2 separate regions of the Mus musculus genome follow, and region 2 is linked to region 1. A link is a loop called in an ENCODE intact Hi-C map of the cell type or tissue named here. Cell type or tissue: gastrocnemius. All regions are shown on one strand.

Region 1 (8,000 bases):
TCTGAGATGGAAAGACTAAGTCCTTGACTGTGTCCAAGACAAACTGGACCCACTGCTGCCTGTGTGGACAAGAAAGACTGGGGAAAGCATATTGCTACGTCTATTGTTGGGCACCATAGATGCCCTTCAGGCTGGAGAGCCCAGCACTTCCAGACAAAGCCACAGGGAACCCAGCCCAAGTGGGGTGGTGAGGCATGGGGGGAGCTGTCGTTTTTCTCCTGTTGCTTTAAAACCCTGTGATTTCCTGAGCAATTCTGAGGTTGCTGGCTGTGCTTTGCAGCCACCGATCTATTTAAACTTTCAGTATTAGAGATCTCAGCAGTCTGTCCCAGGAGGAAATTACCTCCCAATTCAAGTAAGCCAGGTGCCCTCTTGAGACATGTGAGATTCCTGTCCCCAGCATAAACCTCCCTCTTTTCAAACTGGTAGACGGCAGTCTATAGGCCTATTACTGGAAATAGATGCATTTGCGAATTTCAACATCCTATTAGTGGTGATGATCTGACAAAATCATGAGAACGGAGATATTTGGGTGTGCAGCTGACAGCTGATTTACGTGCTAAGATGGCAAGAGAATGTAGACTGTGTCTCCAGAGAAGCCTTGGAGGAGCTGCGCAGGGTACGGGCAGGGTGAATCTGGGTGCCATTGGTATGGCATAAGCATCATCCTTGGAGTTCACAGGGACATTTACAGGATGTTGGTACTGATTCAGAAGGGCAAAAGCACAGGGGAGGTGTCCAGCCTTGCAAAGACAGCGACCATTGCTTATACACCAGTCTTCTTGAATCAGGGCTGAGCTGACACAGTGACATCAACCAAGGTACATTTCTTTTCCTCAGATGTAATAATTTAACTGAAATTGATGAAATGAAATATATTTTAGAATCATTCTCTGTCCCAGTGAGATTGGACCATGACAGGAATATATTGAGTTATGAATGTTTAAATGTGGTTGTCAAGGTGTCAAGGGACTCATCCCCTCTCCCAGGATGCTGAGCAAGACAAAAAGGACTGCTTTTATCAACAGGGCCATTCAGGGTTCCTCCAGGCTATGGGACCATTTAGCCAGCATCTTCACTTTCCTTTTCCGCCCAGACCAGTGTTACCTGAGTCTATATTGGCATTTGTGCTTGCTTAAGCTACATCCATACAAAAAAAAAAAAATGAATCAGGCCCATTAGTTTGATTTCAGTAGAGATAGGGAAGGTAATGGATTCCAGGGTTGCTTGCCATTTAATTTAGATGTTAAAATATTGCATGTGATTGACCTAGATCCATCACTGTGCCTGCCATAGTAAGTTAGAAAAGCATAGCAAAGGATGTTGGCAGCTTTTGCAACTTATCACTTGGGAAACATCTGGTTACTCAGGGAAAATAGCCACAAGTCCAGATGGAATTGGGGGTTCAAGAATGAGGTTGGAAGGAGAGGTTGTCATTGTATGTTTTATTAAAACTATCACCATTTAAGTAGGCTAAAAAGTGGGCATCCATCCTGATTGAAGTAGAACACTGACTTCATGAACAAACACAAAACACCCATCAGTTTGCAAGGCATTTTCTGTATAGACTACATCTGTAGTGGATAAAGACCATGAACCTATGCATCTGGTTCAGCGCCTCACTCTGGGAAGGGACTAGGACCTGTGAAGATGGAAAATGTTGGTAGAAAGGATTGAGACTTGGAAGAGGATATAAGAATATATTCTATCTAGTTCCCACCCCTGAAGAACTCAGCAGTCAGCCCAGAAAAATTCCAGTCCCATATCTGCCACCTATCCTTGTGCAAATACCTTAGTCACTCTGTAATGGTCCTCCTCTGTAAAATTTCATCTGCAGAATACATGTTTCAAGGAGCTGTGTCTTGAGCTGTAAGCAGCTCAGTGGTGGCACTTTCTGAATGTGCATGACGCTGCGAGTTCCATCCTCACTGTAGTAAAACAGACAAACAAACAGAGCCATTTGAAGATTTAATGACTCACCACATAGAAAGCTCTTTGAAAGATATTCGATATCGATTATAAACACTTACATGTTAATTATTATTGTTATTAAATGGTGTTGCCACCTTGCTTTGCATCAATCAATCAATCCATCCTTATGCTTAATTAAGGTCTGAAATTTCATTTTAAGAATTCTGAATCTAGGTCAGGAGATAGCTTTCATGTACAGTACTTTCAAGGAAGGCACCAGGACTTTGTGTGATGACCAGAGCCCATGTCAAAAAGCTGGGCACTGTGGCATATACTTGTCATGCTAGCACTGGGAGGCAGAACCTTAAGGCTCACTGCCTATCCATACTGGCCCAATTAGCTAGCTCCAGGCCAAAGTCATAAATCGACCAAACAAGAGAAAAAGAGTACCTGCTGATGAATGACACCTCAAAGTATCCTCTGATCTTCACATACAAGCACACACATGCACAAATGTAAACAAACACACAAAGAACTAAGCATCTACTTTGGTATAAATTAAGGTCTTTTTCTTATGCTGGTCTCACACAAGTAAAAAAGAGTCCTCTATCAAATGAGAAAGGCATGGGTGGATCCCTGAGTCATTGAAGCATTCCAACATTCCGTCTTCTATACTTACTTCCTTCTCCCTCTCTAAAGAGTGCTCCTATTTTAATTCTTACTCTTGAAAGATGGGAAACTGAGGCATGAAGAGGTCATTTGTCAAAGATTGCCCAGTTACTAGATAAAAGCTCTTTGGATCTATAATTATAAGGAGCTCAGTCTGTTAGTCTGAAGAGCAGAATTTTGTCCAGTTCCATTGCTTTTCTGTTACTATGGTTTTGTGAATCTTTCTGAACTCAAGGTTAGACTAGAAACCAGAATACATCTCCTCTCTTGGCTTTATCTAGTGAACTGACCTTGGCATCAGAGAATCTTTTCCATCTATAAATAGCGAAGTGTATGATTGCCAAATAAATAGAAGAGTATTTGCTACTGTGTAAATGCTCCAACAAGCCAAGTTATTATTACCGTGTCATCATTATAACAAGAATAATGTGCATTTATGGAATATTTTATGTCCCCCAAGTACTTCATGGCTTTCCTAATTATCCAGCCTATTGACACATTCTAATGGGATAACTGAAAGTCTTTATTTCAAGTCTATGGTGCTGTAAAACTTCAAAGTTCCTCTCAGCTAAGGATGGGAGAACCAGGGAGAGAGACATGGGGTCTATCAAGACCCAGTCTAGAAAGATGTGTGAGTGAGTTTCTCATCTAATAATACCTGAGAAAGCCAACACCTGATCCAGATCTCATTGGACAGTGTAAACCCAAAATTAATTATTGGGAAGCCCCCACTTATACTTTATTGCTCTATTTACATTTTATGAAGCCATCTGGTACTATTAATATGTTCAAAATCAGTTTAGTCTTATTTGTCATTTTACAACACAAGGAAAAGCTGGTTCTCCTCAAATGGGAGAAGCTACAGACACAGGGAGAAGGACTGCAGCCCTGATCTGGAGTATAAGCAAAGGATCAGCTTCTTAGGCTCCATGTAGGCAGCTGTGGCCAAGCTTCTGGGGATGTTGGCTATGCTTTTTAGGCTCAAACACCCAGAGGGCAGCTTGGTCCTCTGTACTGAGAGATAATCTGCATCTCCAGGATGTGCAAACCATGTTAAGAGTGGTACATGACAGGCTGAAGAACAGCAGAACAAGCCCACCAGCTGCCCTCCCTGGGCACCAAGCTTCAAAGAGCACATCCAAACTCTCCCTGTCTCCAGCCAGGCCCATCTGCAAGGGCATCCCAAGGGCCATACACATGGATGGAGTCTACAAGCCATCGTGTTCTTTTTTCTGTTGTTTAGCATCCTTAGGACACAGCTGAGTGATCCCCTCAGAGGTAGCGTAGGGAGACCAGAAGCCACCATCAGCCAATCTTGGCTTGGGGACTGACTAATGGCAAACTGTTCTTTCCCAAGCTCAACCCAAAATGAGCAGCTGCTGCAGGATTACAGAACATTGGACCTTCTCTGGTTTCATTTTAAATGTTATCTCAGCTGGGCAGTTCTTGCAAATGAGCATCCCCAAACCCACTTCCTTCCCAGCTTCCCTCCTCCCACCAGATACTCTACCCACATATGCTCTGGCCAAAGCCAGGGCCTACAGTGGTGCACATTAGCTAAATTGTGGCTTACTTGCCACTTTGGAGATGTTCCCAGACAAGCTTCTCTGGCTTAACACTTGGTTGCTAATGACAAGAACTGGTTGGTCAGATGTGGCTGAAGGAGTTCCTTCCAGGCCAACATGGCACAGATGAGCATTGGGGAGCTTTAATCTATAACCCATTCTCAGCCCCTGTGAAAGCTAAGGCAGGGATACCTGTTTGGGGGATTTGTTTTTGTTTTAAACAATAGAAACATCCCACTGCTATAGAAAAACATGTACTATCTAACTGTCTCCAATCATACCCTGCAGGGTTCAGAAACACAAAACAAAGACTTTCATTGATTGTGTGGAGGAGACAAGACGAAGGTTTTCTCTTTCTGAATGCTCCCCCGATGCAGTTTCTTCTCTCTGACCCTTGTCCCCTCGTTTTTCTGATTCTGTGTTTTTCTCTTATTTTTATCATCCTTCCCTGCTACAAGACACCAATGAGGTTAAGTCATTTTTTTATAAGAAAGAGAAATAATTAAAACAATGATATGCTTCATTAGTCATCTCTACCAAAAGCTGCAGTTGGTTGATTCCCAGGGTCTGCTACCTTTTTTCCCTATAGCCTCTCCCGTTTCTCTGTGTCCTTCTAAACAGTGCCACAGAACTGGTTGTAGAGGACTTTCTTATAGAAAGCAGTTTCATTTCCAAAGCTATTTCTGAATTTATACTCATTGCTCTGTGTGGTGGGCAAGGACATTGCTTACACCACTGGGCTAGAGGGACAGACCTGTATGTTTGAGTGTTACAGCCAGAGGCTAGACTGTTTTAAGGAGGGTTGGTCTTAGCAAAGTACTGAGTTCTACCTGGACTGGAGAGCGCCCAGAATGCCCACATCCTGGCTTATGACCTACCTGGGGAGTGTGGGATCACCTAAAAGCAAACACTCAGAGAAAGATAAACCAAAATCTAACCCTAGCTCTCAGATTATTTCTAGAATTAAAGCTAGATGTACCTATGTTCTACGTTGCAGTCACGGAGAAGGACCGCAGCCTTGAACACAGCCCAGCCAGCTCTGCTTGGCTTCTAACATTATAAATTATGTAGCTGTCTTCATCTATTATTTAGCATAATTTATTTTGGACATTTGTATCAGCAGTTTGTAGACAAAATAAACCAGAAGCCAAAGAAGGAGTAGCAGATGAAAATGGACATGTGTGATGGAAGACAGGCAAGGAGAGGAAAGGCTTAGAAACCTCATGCTCCTCCATCAACCAGACAGGAACGTTTTGATGTGAGGACAGGAAGTGAGGATGAGTGCAAGGTTCTAGGAATAAGCAGGGCACGTGGTCACTTATTTCTATATCCCTATTTACTTACCTTAGACCTTTGGATTTTCCTTGAGGAGTATCAATCTCCCTGGCAACTACATGAATTGCATGATGTAAGAAACAACATCCTGCCTCCACAGCAGCAGCTCATATAATGGATTTGCCACCATGCAAGGGTCTTAGGAGCTCTCTCTGCCCCTTGATGAATCCTAGCAGTACTCACCTCCTTGCTGATCGACTCCCAGCTTATTCTCCAGTTGCCTGTGTGCATCTGAGGGCTCTGTTCTTACTTTCTCCTCACCTGGCTCAGTGCTCTCTTAGATTTTTGGGGTACCCTCCATTGCCTTTCTGTTGTAATGGGCCTTCCTGAGTGTCTCTTTAGACAGTTTATCACCCTTGAAATGTCTCCTCAGCCCTATCTACCACTGGCCCAAGAGCCAATGGATTTGGGCCTGATATATTCAGACTGATGTCCAAACTCCTGCTTGCAAGGTGTTGTTTGTTTTTGCTGCCCTGGCCATAGGGAGCTTTAGGAAAGCAGAAGATCCAAGGTTGACTAATGGGGAAAGAAAGCTTCTTCCCACTGCAGCCACAGAAAGCCAGCTCTGTCCAATCAGACTTATCCAGAAGAGGAGAACATTAGGTATTTTTCCTTGTCCTTGGTGTCTACTCTGCTAATCAAGAACAGTTGAAATGGCTGAGATCACAGCATAAGTCCAATTGGCTAACACGATTCCAAGTCCAGTAATTATGAGACCAAATTGACACAGGTCAAAACTCATTAGCCAGCGTATATAAAAACAGCCTTCTGTATTAACATGTTTCTGTGCAGCCTGTGCTGGTGTGTGGTGTGTGTGTGTGTGGTGTGTGGTGTGTGCTGGTGTGTGGTTGGCTTAATTCTCATATCACCTCTGGATGTTCAGAGGTTAAGACTGCACTCTCACTCATGAGCGTTTGCCTCCTTTTCTGAGATTCCACCTTATATGGGCAGTAAAAACAAGCTGTGGCTCTTTGTAGCCCAAACCACAGAAGAACCTTGGGATTTCCTGGACAAGGCACTACAGGACACATGGGTAGTAGTTCATAATTTGTACCTCCATCCACTAAGTAAGATGTTGTAGAAGAAGGTACTGTGTCTGAGTCCATGTCATTTTGCTGAGATCACACAGCTAACATAATGCAGAGAGAAGGCATGTGATGTTCTTAGAAGCACAAGACCAAGTCATCTTTAGGGACCCAGATTTCTTAAATTGCTCTGGCTTGGTAGTCCTGTGTATGAAGAGCTTGTTATGTTCAGATGACCTAAGCAGCTCACCATCCTGTATCATCATGAGTAGGACTGCCCATTACGAGCTGCCAAGGGAGCAGTTGATGAGAATGACCAGCTAAAGACTGGAAATGGCAGTAGTCAGGTCCTTGCTGTGTCATACAAAGGACAGCAGCTGCATTTAGGACAGCAGCTGCATTAGAGCATCATAACATAGTTGGAGACTCTAAAAAAATGGAAAGTTGGTTCGGGTAATAACAAAAGATACTGAATGATTTCCCATTCCCATTTCCACCAAGAAAGATGGAGAGGCCATATAACAGTGAGGTTAGTCTCAACCAATTTTGAGTCTCTGACTCACTACTGAGAACTGGGGCCCTCCTACAACTGAGCACAGAAATGCAGTGAAGAACATTTTGTAAAGAGACTCTAAAGGGCATAGGGTTCCTTGGCATGGGGATACTGCTCTGCACTTAGGGGTCCCTGAAGCTCCTTTTGAGTCAGGCTTTAAAATGGTAACATGAGGAAGTACTTGGGGCTTTAACAGCTGAGAGTTTGGAGAAAGGATATAGCGGTGATGGAAGACAATATATACTGTGTGTAGGATTCTAAAACCGGAAAGAACATTCTTGGGCAGGCAGGCAACTCTTCTGCATAAGGAGGTTAAAACCACTTCAAAATCCTTAGGCTAGTTTAAGGTCTGTAAGGCTCCATGCTATTCACAGATACATCTTTAGTTCTGACCTCAGGCCTGCCAGAACGCTACAGCATGGGAGATAATTAAAGGCAGCTTAGACAGTTCTCTCAGGCCACATGAAAGAGACTGCCATTCAGAAGAATGGGTGAGTTTTAGCTTTTCAACGATCTTATCCTTGTTTTCTTTCCTAATATAGTTCCCAGGTGCATGCCTCTAACAGCTCCCGGTGATTAATCCTGGTGTGACTCACACACAAAACTTGGACTCCAATTACGTTGTTACCTTCTAAGGAACTCAGATGAAGATATCATACAACCTGCTTCCCTGTTCTTCTTCTACCAGTGCTCCACTGGGTCCTGGGGACCTGACATACATTACCAATCTTCCAGTTTGGAAAACAGCTGCAGAAACCCAAATGCTAGACTCCTGGGCCAGCTCACCCACTCAGAATGGTAGTCTAGGTGAGAAGGAATGGATGGTATTATAATATTGATCCAGGAACAAGGTCAAGGCTTGTCAAGGACAGGTTAGCACTGAATTGATATGATCTTACTGTAACTACTCTGTAGCCAGAATCTGACTAAAATGAGTGAATA
Region 2 (8,000 bases), 180 kb before region 1:
TTCATAACCACCCCTGGAGGCTATGGTCTTCATTGCTTCTTTACACAAGCCAACTGAACTGTGCTATGTATTTCCACCCAGAGTCAGAGTGTCTTTTACTAAATGGGAAGATAAGTCTAGAGGGGTTACAGGTATGCAGCTGCTTTGATGACATTCAAAATGAGAGGTGTTCATGTTCACTGATCCTTTTTGTGTGAGGGAAGAAACCTTGTCCTTTCCTTTCGTCTTACACTGATGGATGTACTTGGAGATAACATGAAAAGGCTACAGTTGAGGGGAGATGCACCTTCCTATTATTTCCTGCCACAGAAACATGGTAAAACTAAGGGTTTGAAAAACTTTGAGCTTTATTCTCAGCTCTACTCATGGAACATGTCATTTGTTCATTGATAAATTGATGGGCAGAAATAATATCTGCCCAGAACCTCTTAGGTTTGTGATAATAATACAAAACAATGTATGTGAGGACAATAAGTGACTGTTAACAGAAACAACCAAAACCACTACTAAGATTAAGGGGTAATAATACAGAAACTATATGATATAAGGAGTGAAGCTTATACAAACAGCAAGGCCCAGTCTGGCCTGGTTAGCTACACACCATCTTCATGGTTCCTTTCCTATAACTTCTGGCTGCCCCTGGCCTCTTTTGGCCTAGCTCCTTTCTCTTAGAGGATTCCTTTGAGAACTGCACTGGTCCCTAATGATGCTTTCCAAGGCAAACTGAGAAAATAATTTCCAGGGATTGGCTCATCAGCCACCACTTTAAAATAATAGTGGGGTCAAAGAGTACTTGTGAGCCTTGCTTTGAAAGTTCAGATGTGGACTAAAGATTATTCATCCTTTTTAAAAGTTAAATCACATTAAGTCCTCCTTACCCCTGTCCCTGAGCTCTCTAGTGTGACAGGGACAGGTGGGAAGAACTTCCCACCATCTACAACTATTGTGCATGCCCTCCTTAGTTCTTGACATTTGAGGACCCTGCATCTTTCATGCAAGCTTGGGAGTTTACTATGTATGCCTCAGTTTCAGCATTCTTACTTAGCCTTCATCCACTACAATTTTGATATACATTTAATTCCTCCGGGTAGTATTTGGAATTTCACCCACCTGTAGGTCTAGCCAAGGGAGATTCAAGTGTAAGAAAACTGGAGGGAAGAATGAAAACTTCTGACTAACTGCAGGGAACCATGACTGGATTTGAAAGCACACTGTTAGTGTAGGTCAAGGGATGAGTGGTCCTGTTATTTCTAAAGTTAAGTTGGAGCTTCTTCTGAATTACTGCTGTACTTCACAAAGCCTTTCCTGGCAGCAGGCAGAGGCGAATCAGAATACACAACAAATCGTGAAGGGATGTTTTTGCTTTAGTGCTTTATTTAAAATATATTTCTTCTTTAGAGCCCATTTGGAGACTTGCTACTGCTTTGCTTTGTTTCCCCAGCAACATCAAAAGAGCCAATGGAAATGAGAAATTTCCCCTTAACATATCTATGCTTTCACTCAAGGGGAGAGGGAAAAGCACCCAGCTCCCCCCCCCTCCCCCAACTTCTAAACCACTTCCCAAAATAGAGCCAGACAGCAAGACAAGCCAACTCATGCCTCACAACCTTCCAACCCTTCTCAAGGGAGCAATTACAACCTAGAGAAAAAGATCCTGAATGCATGGCCCCTTAAAGCAGCTGAACATGTGTGTGGGTATCTCCTGCCCTGCCTCTCTTCCGTAATACTCACAAGAAAAGCAATTTACCAGGGGACTCAGGAGTGTGGAGGTATCAGATGAGTTCAGGGTAAGTGTCTAACCACACAGATTTCAAATAGAAACCTTAAGGCCATTCAACCCATGCCTGCTTGTTCATATGCTATCCTAGTGTAATACTAGCTCTCATAGGCTGTGAGTAAGCCTTGTTCATCCCAGGCAGTTCCAGGATCCTGAGCATCAAATTAAAACATCATGGCTTTAATTTTCATCCTGAAGGCTTGGCATGATCTGTCTTCTCAGTTGGCCTTATTCTTTATTACTTCTTCACCGTCAGCACATCTTTCCTTGGCCTATCTCTGCCCATCTTCTGTTTACAGATAAATGATGAAGGCCTACCCACATGTTCTCAGAGTACAGGACATTTCTCATGATTATGGGACTCACATAGTGTGATGTTTTCTGTCTCTCTGACTAGACTGTCAAGCCCTGTAGGCAAGAAACATTTTTTTGGAAGATTAACTCATTCTATTTTATGTGAGTATTTTGCCTGCATGTATGTATATTCAGTACATATGTGCATGGTACCCAGTTGCATCTCTTAGAAATGGAGTTACAAATGGTTTTGAACCATCATGTTGGAATTGAACCCAGGTCCTCTGAAAAAGCAACAAGTATTCTTAACCATTGAGCCATCTCTCCAGCCCCAAGACTTTATTTAGTGCCTATGGGGGCATACAGCTCTTATCTTTGATCTAGATGCTTAACTGATGACTAAGCCTTTAACTTAAACTATCATCCTTGTTTTGAGTGGAATTGAGTCTCTTACTATTGATATGATTCAGAGTAACTATCTGATATCTGAACTGTGATTTGTGGCCAGTAATTCAGATGGCAGAAAAATTCAGGCCAGCAAGATAACCCAGGTGGTTAAAACATTTGTTGCCAAGACTGATAACCTGAATTCAATCAACAGAATCCACATGGTGGAAGAAAGGAATTTATCCCCTTTGCCTTACATACTAGTAACATGGTGTATACACACACACACACACACACACACACACACACACACACACACACGCATGTGCACATGCTCACACACAAAATTAAAAATAAATAAATGAAAACCAATAGATTAGCAGATCTCAACTTGTGGGTCACAACCTCTTTAAGGGTTGCATAACAGATATCTTGCATATCAGATATTTACATTAAGGTTTGTAACAGTTGTAAACTTACAGTTATGAAATAGCAATGAAACAATTTTGTGGTTGGGGGTCATTGCAACATGAGGAGCTTTATTAAAGGGTTGCAATATTTGGAAGGTCAAGAGCCACTGGCAAAGATAATATATGTAAGAAAATGACTTCAAATATGGAGCTTAAAAGCAGATCTCAGCAGCAGGAATCATAATTGTGCTTAGATTAGATTAATTGTGCTTGTATTAGAGAAATTTCGTTGCTTGAATCTCCCATCCGGAGACAAGGTGTTTTTAGTTTCTAATCATGGATCAAATATTCTCGATGGTAATATCAGCATTCCTATCCCTCACTCCAAAGATTTTTCTCCACCACCTCCTAATCACATTCTTGCTTTGTCTGTTGAGTTTTCTGAACTCACCACTTAGGCCTGAAAGATCCCTGGCATGAGCCTGCAGAGCCCTGTTTTATGACCAAAGAGCCCTGGCTCCAGAACTGAGCTCTCTGTTGCTGCAAATGTGTCTACACCCCAGTTTCACCATCTGTGAAGCCGAGCTTGTGCTGCTTGCTGTTCTAGAGGGTCATTGCCTCCTTCTGTTGGCAATCTACATTCGTTCTGTTTGATCTTCCTGCTGTTTGTTTCTCTGTCCAAGGTATGTACCAGGGACATAGAGGGAGCCTGTAGCTGAGTAGGTGTGAAAAAAAAAAAAAATCAAACCTTAACAGAAGATAGGGAGTGGTTGGCAGAGATAGAGATGAAGTTATTCAATGGCAGAGAGGTGAATGCATTCAAGTTTGCAGCCCTCAGAGGCCATGATTACATTCTAGGATTGCAAACTGCCAGGCACACAGCAGGTGTTCAGCTTCTAGCAATACACCCACTCATGGAGCTGAAGAGGCTGGAGAAGTTCAGAGCTTTGTTTAGCTGGTGAAGCAATGATTCAGGGTGTTTCAGAATTATTACCTAGATTTCAGATCCTTGAGGGCCTGGTTCAGGAGGTCTGGGGAAAGATGAAAACTTTTATGTGTTTAAGAAGTGCCCCAAGCAATCTTGGTGGAATTTTCTGATCTGGCTCCCTTTCTCTGAGGTAATTTTCCGACCTGTGAAATCCTCTCCTGTGGGAGGCAATTAGAACCTTGAGAGATAGGGAGTGAAAAGTGGAAGACATCCAGAAATAAGCCTGGGCAGAGGTAGTTGTGACCATTTGTGTTCGAGAACTATTGTCTTCTGAGGTGGCGAACTAAACAAATGTGAGTTTCTGAACACTAGCACAGTCCCTGCATCTCTATTCCTGCATGGAGCACTGGAAGGTAGCAGGCTTCTATCACCTCCACCATTGCATGCTGGGACATACTCCCATCACGATGCTCTCTGAAGCACAAAATATGCATCTAATAGACTGTCATTTTTCAAGGGAGAAACTCACATGTAAGCACACGCATTGACCTTTATTGCTTTATATTGTGAAATACAATAGAATCTGAAGATTGACCACTCTAGTTAACCTTCAACTCCTAACTCTAGAGATTAAAATTGGACATTAATTCAAGCTTTGTCTTTTGATATTATCTCTAGGTGTTACTGTCTAGGCTACTAATAGAATACCCTAAAAAGTATTCTGGGATTATTCTTTGTGCAAGTCTCATCATTATAAGATGTATTTTGTATTATCCAAAGCAGTCTTTGCTGTTAGGCTTCAGCTCCTACCAAGAGGGGAGAAATACGTTTCTAAGCAGCTTGAAGATGAAGGCAAGTAGGAAGAGTCAGAGGAGGATAGAGTGTACTTCATTCCCCAGGCTGACTTTTGGAAATCATGGCTGGAAAACAACATTCCAGGTTCTCTTGCACCAGGTGATCACTGATGTATTTATGCCTCTGATTAATGAACTTTGCAAATTAACCTCCGCACTGCTCTGTAATTGCGATTAAGGTTTCAAAAAATCACTTAAGCGTATGTTTCCGCTACTTCAGACCCTATTCCAGCCGGATGGCCAGCTCCCTATGCTGATTTCCCAAAGATAATGCCAGTCTCCTGACCTCTGAATTTACAATTAATTACCGCATTCAGCACCTAAATTACCCCCATTCTTGGTGTGCCTGGCTTTATCTCTCTGCACACACAAGCCTGGCTTTTAATTAAAGGCCCTCCAAATTAAATGAAAACAAATTCAATTATTACATCTCATTGGAAGAGCTCACAGCATATCCTGACAGCATTTATCCAATGGGCAACCTAGGGAGAGCTCAGCTCCCACGACTTAAATTAATGTGCCCAGTAAATGATTTTTCTTATCATTGCCTGAACAGGTTTTCTGCCACTGGGTCAGCTCTAGCTGTGGTCTTCACTGTCTCTGGTGAGTGGGGGGTGAACCAACATGTGTTCTAATACAATTCCTCCTTTCTCTATCTGTTCTGATCACGCCTTATTTCTTATTCTCCTTTGCATAGAAGGAGAAGGTCTCCCATTCTGCTCCCTTTGTGACTAGGAGATAAATACCCTCCAGTCTCTGTAAGTCTAGAGGTACAGCTCCAACATGCACCTCATAAATTTAGATCCTTATCCAGGGCATTTAGGGATATCCAGGGGACCATGAGTATATTCTTGAATCCCTATGCAGCCTGAAGTATAGAGAAATGTGCACTGAATTGCAATTATTGTTACGATAGATCATAACAATAATCATAATAATAATGTGTTCATTGAGAACTGTAATGTTCCAGGCATTGCAAACAGCACACAATTAGACACCGTCCATCCCCAGTGGACCTATTATATTTGTGGAAGCAAAGTAAGCTCTAAACAAACAGAGCAACAGAAATGAAGTGTAGGGAGAGTACAAAAGGGAAGAAATAATTTCCTTTCTGGTTCCTGGCCAGCAGAGCCATGTATTTTTCTCCCTTGCATGGGACACAATGCTTAGTCTTCACTTTGTCCTGGGTTTCCTCTGTGGTGTAAAACTCTTTAACTGGAGAGTGAGAGGGCTGGTAAAAGGAGGAATATCCTTGGATGGGAGGCAAGAAAGTAGATCCGCTATTGCTGTAGAAGTGGGCATCATCTGAAGCTTTGAGATATAGGTTCAAGACAGATCCTGTTGTCTCTGCTCAAGGCTTGCAGCAAGGCTGTGGAAGGGCTGCTTCCATAGGCATTGGGCCAGATTGCAAAGAAATATCTAGGCGAGACAAGAAGCTAGAAGCAGAGGTGAGTCGATCTGTGTGAAGATCAGCAGCTTTCAGGTCTTCTGTGTCTCATATCCTATGGTGGAGGAAGGAAGGTTGAAATGCAGATTATGACAGAAAGAACACATATATACAAGTAGTAGGGGGCAAACCTGGGGAACAAACCATGGGCTCTGAAAGTAGAGCTGAGATCCTAAGCCTGTGGCTGCCAGACACAGTCTGCCTGGTGGGTCATGTTCCCCCAAATACAGTCCACACTCTCTAAGGAACCAGGGGTGCCTGTAGAATTCTGTGGAACATCTGAAATTCCAAGAGAAGGGCACGGTTAGCAACCATGAGCTTCCCTAGTGTCTCCTGGTTGTGTCATTGAGATGGGAAAGTCAAGTGTTTAAAGGACTGGAGCCACAGTGTCCTGTTTCTTCACATTCTTGGTTGAGCAAGCATCCTTTATAGTTGCCTTTGCTGGGTGCCCTGCTTTGGTGCCTGAAGCAAGCCCAACAAAAGCCTGTTAGGGATAAACAAACAAACTGATTAACAAACAAACGAATTGAACCTCTCAAGATATTGTACTCTGATTGGGGCATGGAAATCTACATGCATGAGGAAATTGTAAAATGTCAAGTGCCATTTCCCTGTGATGATTCCTATAGTTGCTCCATGTGTTTATGATACATCGTAACGTATTATGTAGTTATTATCTGCTTATATCTTATTCTGCACTAGAACAGACTTTGCAAATTGACTTGTAGCTTTGGGAAATTTTAACCCCACCCCCACCACGTCTATGATCAGTACTGCTTCTGGCATTCAGCACTTCTCACCTAAGATCAGGTGAGACAACACCTCAATTCAAATAACTTTGACCATAACAGTCTCAGCCTCCTTTGGACACCTCTTCCACTTTCTGTTTCTCTATTAAGCATCGCTTAACCAGCCTAGTCTCATCTATGACCTATATGAGACAGTGTAGCCTCATGGTAAAGAGGCATTTGTATTGGGTGGAGTTGGAGATATGGCTTGACAGTTAAGAACACAAGAATATATTTCTCAAACAGAAAACTTGAGTTTGTTTTCTAGCATCCATTTCAGGTATCTAACACATATAAACCCAGCTGATGTCATTTTTTTTCTAACTTGTGGAAAATTGTACTAAGATGCATTTACCTGCATGTGTACATACACACATGTATGTGTGCTGGCACACACTCACTTGTGCATACACATGCACATGCTGACACTTGAAAATAATAAAATGTGTTTAAAAACAAGACAAAAAACAAAAACAAAAACAAAACCTTAGCCACCTGGGTGACCTTGGAAAGTCACCTTGTCCCTAGATTGTAAGGATGGGAAGGAAGACACTGATACTTGACTGTGGTTAGGATTACTTAAGTAATGAAAGCTGTGTGCACTGAGGTCATACTCAGCATGTGGTGTTATGTGAGTGTTAGCTTTTGTTTCTCCCAGTCCTGAAGGGATTGTAGGATGCTATGTGCCCTCTGAAAATATCTCTTCATGTCTATCTGCTCAGGCCAGCAAACATAATTGGAAGCAATCTCTTTGTAGAGGTAATCAGGTTAAGATGAGGGTAAACGAGAAGACCGATGGCACTAAAAGGAGATGAATTAAGACTCATGTCAAGGAAGATCCGAAGACACAGATAAACAAGAAATGCCATGTGAGGAAGAGAGTGGAGATTGGAATGGTGTGTCTACAGGAAGGAGCTACTTCAGACACACAAAGCTGATTCTCCCCCACAGCTTTTAGAAGAAACTGTCCTTGTCACTGTCTGGATTTTGGATTTCTAACCTCCTGTGAAGGAATAAATATCTGTTGTTCATAACTACTTAGTTTATGGTAATTGACAGGCTGTGTAAGCACTGCTCTGGGGAGTCACTGAACATCCAATGGTAGGAGAGCTTGG

The links. Peaks named below come from ENCODE experiments on the same cell type or tissue, not always from the same donor. Only the 100,000 strongest peaks of a DNase experiment are listed, where the experiment ranks them.
Region 2: a loop joins it to region 1, with 1.9 times the contacts of the local background. A loop is called at or near these places in 2 of 42 quality-filtered maps.

Annotation. Positions count from the first base shown.
Region 1 is chr9:28,098,102-28,106,101 of GRCm38, forward strand. All of the region lies in intron 1 of Opcml (opioid binding protein/cell adhesion molecule-like), which reads left to right. Among named protein-coding and RNA genes, the nearest start is that of Gm39313, 290 kb to the right of the region's middle. In gastrocnemius, no CTCF peak of the experiment used is centred here; DNase peaks (open chromatin) are centred at 3,758 and 4,089.
Region 2 is chr9:27,920,742-27,928,741 of GRCm38, forward strand. All of the region lies in intron 1 of Opcml (opioid binding protein/cell adhesion molecule-like), which reads left to right. Among named protein-coding and RNA genes, the nearest start is that of Opcml, 130 kb to the left of the region's middle. In gastrocnemius, no CTCF peak of the experiment used is centred here; DNase peaks (open chromatin) are centred at 3,430 and 3,733; H3K27ac peaks cover 1,306 bases.